2 separate regions of the Homo sapiens genome follow, and region 2 is linked to region 1. Evidence: read pairs that join two places in POLR2A ChIA-PET (ENCODE). Cell type or tissue: PC-9. All regions are shown on one strand. Each heading gives the region's core, and the rest is flanking DNA. Links, peaks and the distances in the headings are about the cores only.

The links. Peaks named below come from ENCODE experiments on the same cell type or tissue, not always from the same donor. Only the 100,000 strongest peaks of a DNase experiment are listed, where the experiment ranks them.
Region 2: POLR2A ChIA-PET joins it to region 1 with 17 read pairs; 3 of 35 experiments call an interaction of 5 or more read pairs at or near these places.

Annotation. Positions count from the first base shown.
Region 1 is chr20:35,716,051-35,718,550 of GRCh38, reverse strand. It overlaps RBM39 (RNA binding motif protein 39), which reads left to right. Exons shown (of 17, transcript NM_184234.3): 10 at 1,746-1,811. LOC124904980 (small nucleolar RNA U13) reads right to left here and starts at 2,080; the gene lies at 1,981-2,080. In PC-9, for the core only: no CTCF peak of the experiment used is centred there; no DNase peak of the experiment used is centred there; H3K27ac peaks cover 501 bases.
Region 2 is chr20:36,142,530-36,147,617 of GRCh38, reverse strand. EPB41L1-AS1 (EPB41L1 antisense RNA 1) reads left to right here. Exons shown (of 4, transcript NR_147703.1): 4 at 1-337. It also overlaps a transcript of EPB41L1 not described here. Among named protein-coding and RNA genes, the nearest start is that of EPB41L1, 9.7 kb to the left of the region's middle. RefSeq lists a silencer at 4,354-4,403. In PC-9, for the core only: no CTCF peak of the experiment used is centred there; no DNase peak of the experiment used is centred there.

The DNA.
Region 1 (2,500 bases), core at 1-2,500:
CATGAGTCACGGAGCCCAACCTACTTTTTTGTGTTTTAGTAGAGACAGGGTTTCACCGTGGTGCCCAGGCTGGTCTCGAACTCCTGAGCTCAGATAGTCTGCCCATGTCAGCTCACACCTACAGGTGGGAGCCACCGAGCCCAGCCTAAATGTTTATATTGTTTACTTTTTGCTAGCTAATGCTCCTAGAATATCTTATCCCTATCATAGTCCCACTTCATCCACGACTACTCCTTTTCTAGAGGCAGCCCTTACCCGTTTTTTTTTTGTTTTGTTTTGTTTTTTATATCCTTCCATAGACTTTCTGTGGCTTAGCAAATACTAGCAAATAAACTTTGTTTCTTTTTTAAAATTTTGGTAAAATATACTTAACATTAAAAGTTCGTTCCTTGGGCTGGGCGCAGTGGCTCATGCCTGTAATCCCAGCACTTTGGGAGGCCGAGGCGGGTGGATCACGAGGTCAGGAGATCAAGACCATCCTGGCAAACTCGGTGAAACCCCGTCTATACTAAAAATACAAAAAATTTAGCTGGGCGTGGTGGTGGGTGCCTGTAGTCCCAGCTACTTGGGAGGCTGAGGCAGGAGAATGGTGTGAACCCGGGAGGCAGAGCTCGCAGTGAGCCAAGATCACACCACTGCACTCCAGCCTGCGCCACAGAGCGAGACTCCGTCTCAAAAAAAAAAAAAGTTCCTTTCTTGTTTGAGACAGAGTCTCCCTCTGTGACTGAGGCTGGAGTGCAACAGCATGATGCAAGCTCACTGTGTAGCGTCCACCTCCTTAACATGCGATCCTCCTGCCTCCCAAAGTGCTCGGATTACAGACCTGAGCCAACCCACCTGGCTGGATGCTCTGTTTTAATTTTTCATACCTTTTTTTAAATGGACAGCTAAATCAGGAGATTGTGTTACAGTTCACTGATTGAACGTAAACTCAATGGTTTTTAGTTAGTACAATTCACAGAATTGTGCAGTTATTGCCAAATTCATTGTATATTGCCAAATTCATTCCATTTTTACGATTCTGTCTGGTATAATTGGAAATTACTGCTTGGTGTTTTTAGCACAATGGGAAGGAAACGTTGATTTTGTTTCTACCTTCTATTGGTAATTTACGAAGGATTTCTGGTTTTCAGTGGTTTAGTATTGATATAAAAATTAATCTTAGGTTACAATCATAGTTTTTTTTTCTCCCCTCTGCTCCCCAGTGCATAATTTCTCGCTTGGGAAGTTTCTAGAGTTTGTTTTTTTTTTTTGTTTTTGTTTTGTTTTTTGAGACCAAGTCTCGCTCTGTTGTCCAGGCTGGAGTACAGTGGCGTGCTCTGGGGTCATTGCAACCTCTGCCTCCCGGGTTCAAGCAATTCTTCTGCTTCAGCATTCCAAGTAGCTGGGCGTACAGGCATGCGCCACCAAGCCCAGACAATTTTTGTATTTTTGGTGGAGACCTGATTTCGTCATGTTGGCCAGGCTGGTCCCAAACTCCTGACCTCAGGTGATCCGCCTCCCTCAACCTCCCAAAATGCTGGGATTACAGGCGCCGACCACCACGCCCAGCCTAATTTTTTTCATTTTACATATAAAATTATAGTTTCTAGACTTAAAAAAGACTTCTTGGTGATGAGGTTTTGTGATAAGTCTTCTATTTTGGAGGATGAGGAGACTGGTAGATTTTTAAAACCATGTCTCAGGGAAGAAAGTAGTTTTGTACTCTGCTTTTAAGTTATAGTAATTATGCTTTTCAATTATAGATTGAAAGTATCCAGCTGATGATGGACAGTGAAACTGGTCGATCCAAGGGATATGGATTTATTACAGTAAGTAATTACCATAATTATATTACTTAGGGTTTTTTTTTTTTTAAACTACATTTGCTGTGTTGCTCAGATTAGTCTCTAGCTCCTGGCCTTAAATGATGTCCCACCTTAGCCTTCCAAACTGCTGGGATTACAGGACTGAGCCTCTGTGTCCGATCAAAAAAGTTTTTTTCACAACAAAGGGTAATATGCCCTTGTAACAAAAGGCAGGCACAGCTCACACATGAATGTGAAAACCAAATCATCACACTTAGGTACTCCTAAAATTTTTTGATCCAAGTTGCATAGTAGAAGTACAATAATAGTTAATAATGGTGGGGAAGGTGGCATGTTTAATATTTTCAAGTGCTTTAAATTAGTTTTTGTGGCCGGGCGCGGTGGCTTATGCCTGTAATCCCAGCACTTTGGGAGGCCGAGGCGGGTGGATCACCTGAGATTAGGAGTTTGAGACCAGCCTGGCCAACATGGCGAAACCCCGTCTCTAGTAAAAATACAAAAATTAGCCAAGCATGGTGGTGCTCAACTGTAATCCCACCTACTTGTGAGGCTGAGGCAGGAGAATTGCTTGAACCCAGGATATGGAGATTGCAGTGAGCCAAGATTGTGCTATTGCGCTGCAGTGCTCCAGCCTGGGCAACAGAGTAAGACTCTGCCTTGAAAAAAAATAAAACTATAAATAAATAAATATA
Region 2 (5,088 bases), core at 1,608-4,107, 430 kb before region 1:
TATTTTCAATTTTAAATCTCCTACTTCCCTGTAAGGCAGACATTATAGATCCACCTTGATTTTACAGGGGAGGAAACTGAAGTTAAATCACTCATCCAAGGTCACACTGCTAGTAGGTGCAGGGGCCCAGGATTCAACCCCAGGCATGCCTGACTCCAAGGCCTGTGTTTGTTCTATCATTAATCCTACACACATTGGGCTTCACACAGGTTTATTCTGGAGATACTGACATATTCTGTTCATGTCTGGGGGGTAGTTACACAAGTATGTGTAAACTTATGATCTGTGCACTTTTCTGTGTTTATGTTATAACATCAATAAAGTTTCCTTTTTTTAATGTTTTTGTCCCAGAGATGAATATATGCTAGAGATTTTCAGGATGTAAAATACTCTTAGGATTAGAGTCTAAAGCCAGAAAGCTGTTTCTATCTTTTTTTCCTCTGTTTTGTTGTTGCTGTTATTATTGTTTTGAGACAGGGTCTCACTCTGTCGCCCATGCTGGAGTGCAGTGGTGTGATCATGGTTCACTGCAGCCTCAACTTCCCCGGGCTGAGGTAATCCTCCTACCTCAGCCCCCTAAGTAGCTGGGACTACAGGTGTACACCACCATGCACTGCTAATTTTTATATTTTTTGTAGAGATAGGGTTTTGCCATGTTGCCTAGGCTGGTCTCAAACTCCTGAGCTCAAGTGTTCTACTCACCTTGGCCTCCCACAGTGCTGGGATAACAGGCATGACCCACTGCACCTGACCTCCTTTTTTTTTTTTTCTTTTCAACAGTTTTTCCATTTAAAACAGGGACTGTTATGAAGACCTCATAACCCCCCAAGCCAGACCCAGCAGAATTTCACCTGCTGTCTGCTGTCAGATCACAAACATTTCCTTGCACTCACATTCCCAGCCCAGGTGCCCACTCCACCCAGCCAGCACTTCACTTCCAGAAGCTGGCACTGCTCTGCTGTCTTTTCAGTCCTCTCTTCATCCATCCATCTGCAGGGACCAGACGGCTAGACCAGCCGCTGCATCACTGGTTAATCCGCAACTTCACAAGGCAGCCAGGCAGTGACGCCTGAATGTTCCCATCTCCCCACACTAGGCCAGGCTGGGCAGAGAAGTCGTCTGTGTATGTAAACACAGCCTTCTGCTTAGGCAGCTCCTGCCGGACTCCCCTCGCCAACTGGGCCCTCTGTGGCTTTTATCTCCCTGCCTAAAATAACCATTGGCTTCAGTGGTTCTCTGGGCATGAATCAGACTCTCGTAGAAGCCTGTGAGCAGCTTGAGGACAGGGAAGTTATGGTACCGATCTCTGTATCCCCAGTGTGCCAGTACAAAGGTTTGTGGGATTTGTCGAACTCCTCTGTGTACCTGGAGGGACCTACAGTAGGAAGCAAGAGCTCTCTACAGAAAACAGTCACATCCTCCAAAAGCTCACAGTTTAGTAAGAGAAAGTACCCACACCAGCCAACTGCAATGTAAAACAGAAAGCACTAAAGGTTGTAAGAAGAGGACAGAGTGTTGGGGAGTTCAGAGGAGAAAAAGATTAGAGAGCAGCAGGTGTCAAAGGAGGTTTCGAGGAAGAGGTCATATGTGGGTTGGGCATTAAAGGCAGGGCAGAAGGACAATGTAGACTGAGGAGAGAGCATAACACAAGCCATAGTGCTGGGAATTACAAGGTAGAATCAGGAAACGCTGCATATGACCTGGAGCCTGGGATACTGAGGGTTGAGGCTATCCCTGAGGAGATAGAAAGGAGCTGGTGCCAAGCAGAGCCTTGAATGACAAACCAAGTGCACTGCACTGTCTAGCAACTGGCCAAATGTGATTATTTAAATTTAAATTTAATGGAACAAAATGTAAAACTCATAGCCACATGTGGTTAGTGGTTACCATACTGGACGGTGCAGATGTAGAACATTTCATCACTACAGACATTTCTAGTGGACAGCAATGGTGGATAGTGTCAGAGGATCCAGAGAGCTTTGAGCAGAGGCATAATTAGAGCTGGGCTTTAGGAAAATTAATTTGCTCCTGGTGAAGACTCAGTGACCGGAGTGAAGGAGAAGCCTGGAACCACAGTGGGACATTGCAATAATCCAGGTGAGATCAGTCACCACTTCTTTTCCCTCTGTTCATCTCTTCCTATCAGGAAACAGGGATGATTCTAAAGTGTGGTCCCTGGAACACCAGCAATATCTGGGAACTCTTTTTTTTTTTTTTTTTTTGAGATGGAGTCTCCCTCTGTCGCCCAGGCTGGAGTGCAGTGGTGTGATCGCAATCTCAGCTCACTGCAACCTTCACCTCCCAGGTTCAAGCAATTCTCCGCCTCAGCCTCCCAAGTAGCTGGGATTACAGGCACCCACCACCACAACCGGCTAATTTTTTTGTATTTTTAGTAGAGACGGGGGTTTCATCATCTTGTCCAGGCTGGTCTTGAACTCCTGACCTCGTGATCCACCGCACCCAGCCTTATCTGGGAACTCTTAAGTACACAAATCCTCAGGCCCCACACAGACCTACTGAGTCAGAAACTAGGAGGTTTGGAACAGCAACAGTGCTTTCATCAGCCCTCCTGTGATTCTAACGCACACTGGAGTTTCAGGTCTGCCAGCATAGAGGCTAGGAGCCTACACTTTGGCTCCAGAGTGATGTATACTCTGGAGTCAGAGGACCTGACTTCATATCCTGGCTCAGTTGTTTCCTAGATGTGCTTAATCTATTTGTGCCTCAGTTTCCTTATAATAACCATATGGAGTTATTATAAGGATTAATGGAGCTAATACATGTAAATATCTTAGAAGAGTGTCTAACTTATAGTAAGTATTCAATAAATGTTACTTATCAGTCCTATTATTCACTCCTATGGCAGTTTAATTCCTCCCATATACAATGAGACAGCATCTGTCTCTTGCCACTAGCTATGACCTCCTGCCTTTCCATCATATAATATTCCCAGGCCCACTCAGCCATTCTATTTCCTGTCCTCCAGGACCCGAGGGTCAGTTCCTTTCCCACAAGGCAGAGGCACTTCCTGTATCAGAGAGTGTCCCACCAGGATAAGAATGTCAACAGACAGATTTAACTGTCCTGGGCAAAGATGCCCTCTAAAGGAATGAGTCAGGAGATGCCCCATGGGTTTTCCCCTGGGAGTGGGAAGGTCTGGAGGTGAGGGCTCAGCTGCCCACTGTGATTGAAAGCCTCAAGCCTGTTCAGTTGGATCCATGCCAGCCAAGAGGGTATGGAAAATGGTACTGTGATCCTGCCTACTGTAGGTAGCTAGACCCTGGCTCAAGGAACCAGGCAGGGGAGGGTGGCGTCCTGTGTGGCAGAGGGCGCTGGGCTGGGCATCAAGAAACCTTGATTTGACCTTTGCTGTGAGATCTTGGGCAGTCATTTTCCTCTCTGAATTCAATTTCCTTACCTGTAATATGAGGGGGTTGGACTAGCGCAGTTCTAAACCTTTTAGGGGGCTGGGCGCAGTGGCTGACGCCTGTAATTCTTACACTCTGGGAGGCCGAGGCGGGCAGATCACCTGAGGTCAGGAGTTTGAGACTAGCCTGGCCAACATGGTGAAACCCCATCTCTACTAAAAATACAAAAATTAGCCAGGGATGGTGGCGTGCGCCTGTAGTCCCAGCTACTTGGGAGGCTGAGGCAGGAGAATCACTTGAACCCGGGAGGCAGAGGTTGCAGTGAGCCAAAATCGCGCCACTGCACTCCAGCCTGGGCAACAGAGCGAGACACTGTCTCAAAAAAAAGAAAAAAGAAAAAAAAAGAAAAAGAAAAAGAAAACCTTTTATCGGTCCTGATTTCCTTTGAAAATGCAATGAAAACTGCAGAGCTTCTCCTAGAAAAATGTACATGGGTATGCACCTGCACACACATACACACACACAAAGTCACACTCACACACACACATACCTACCTTTATCATCTTTCAGGTATCAAGAGAGCTCATGAAGCCCATGCATAGATCACCCCCTGAGTGATAGATAGATAATCCCCTTGGTTAAGACTTGGGCTAGATGATCTCTAATCAGCCACGATAAGAAATTAGCTGTATATGTGTGTATTTTGTATTTTGTATCTAATTTAAAGGAACCCTACATTAAAGACTTCACTAAGACGATGAGCTTTTATGTGGGCTTTTGTGGGACATAGATGTTGATTGGCTAAATGCTGTGCTTCCCCAGAGCCTGCCTCACCCTTGTCATATTGCCTCTGAAGTCACCCTCTCCATTCCACTCTCTCTGCCCTTTTTCAGCAGGGAGTGAGCACACAGTCCTGAAAAATACTGCTACCCCCACTAGCTGTCTCTGTCCCCAGCTATGAGAGGGTAGAAAAGAGCGAGCCTGGTCTGCCTCTCATACTCCCACCCCAAAGCCCTGGCTCAGAGGTCAACCAATCAAGAGGCCCCCAGATGGCACCTCTATCCCCAACACACACACACACACACACACACACACACACACACACACACACAAACACACCCTCCCTCACATAGCCACAACCACAGGACTGCACCTCCAGACACCTGGCGGTGCGGTCACTCGGAACCGGCAGGAGTTATTTTTAGAGGCCAAGTGACAGGATGGTGAGAGCAGTTCCACTCTGTCAGAGTTACTGCTGCCACCACCAGCTCTGATGAATCACTCTCCACTACGTGAATGGACAAGTCTGTCAGCATGGCCACGGAGGCCATGCCAGCTTCTAGAATGAATGTCTTGGATTGGTGACTACGCTGATCACACCAGGCTGAGCCCAGGATCACACCAGGGACAAGACTGCCAGGCCTGAGCCAGTGCAGCCAACCCAGCCCAACTGCCCAGCACAGCCTCCCATAACCAATACAGTCGGGCCAACACAGCACAGCACAGCACAGCCCGGGCAGGTAAGCCCCTTCAACACAGTCCAACCCAGCCCCATCAGGCCACCCAGGGGCCTCTCTTTGCAAAGTCCTTTTAGAGTGGCTATTGATGCCTCCCTCCGCCCAATCCGTGCAAGTGAGCCTCCCACCCACTAAGCTACCGCTGCCGGGTTATTAAGATAATGAGCCGCCAATAAATTGGGCAGATTCAGACAGTGTCAATG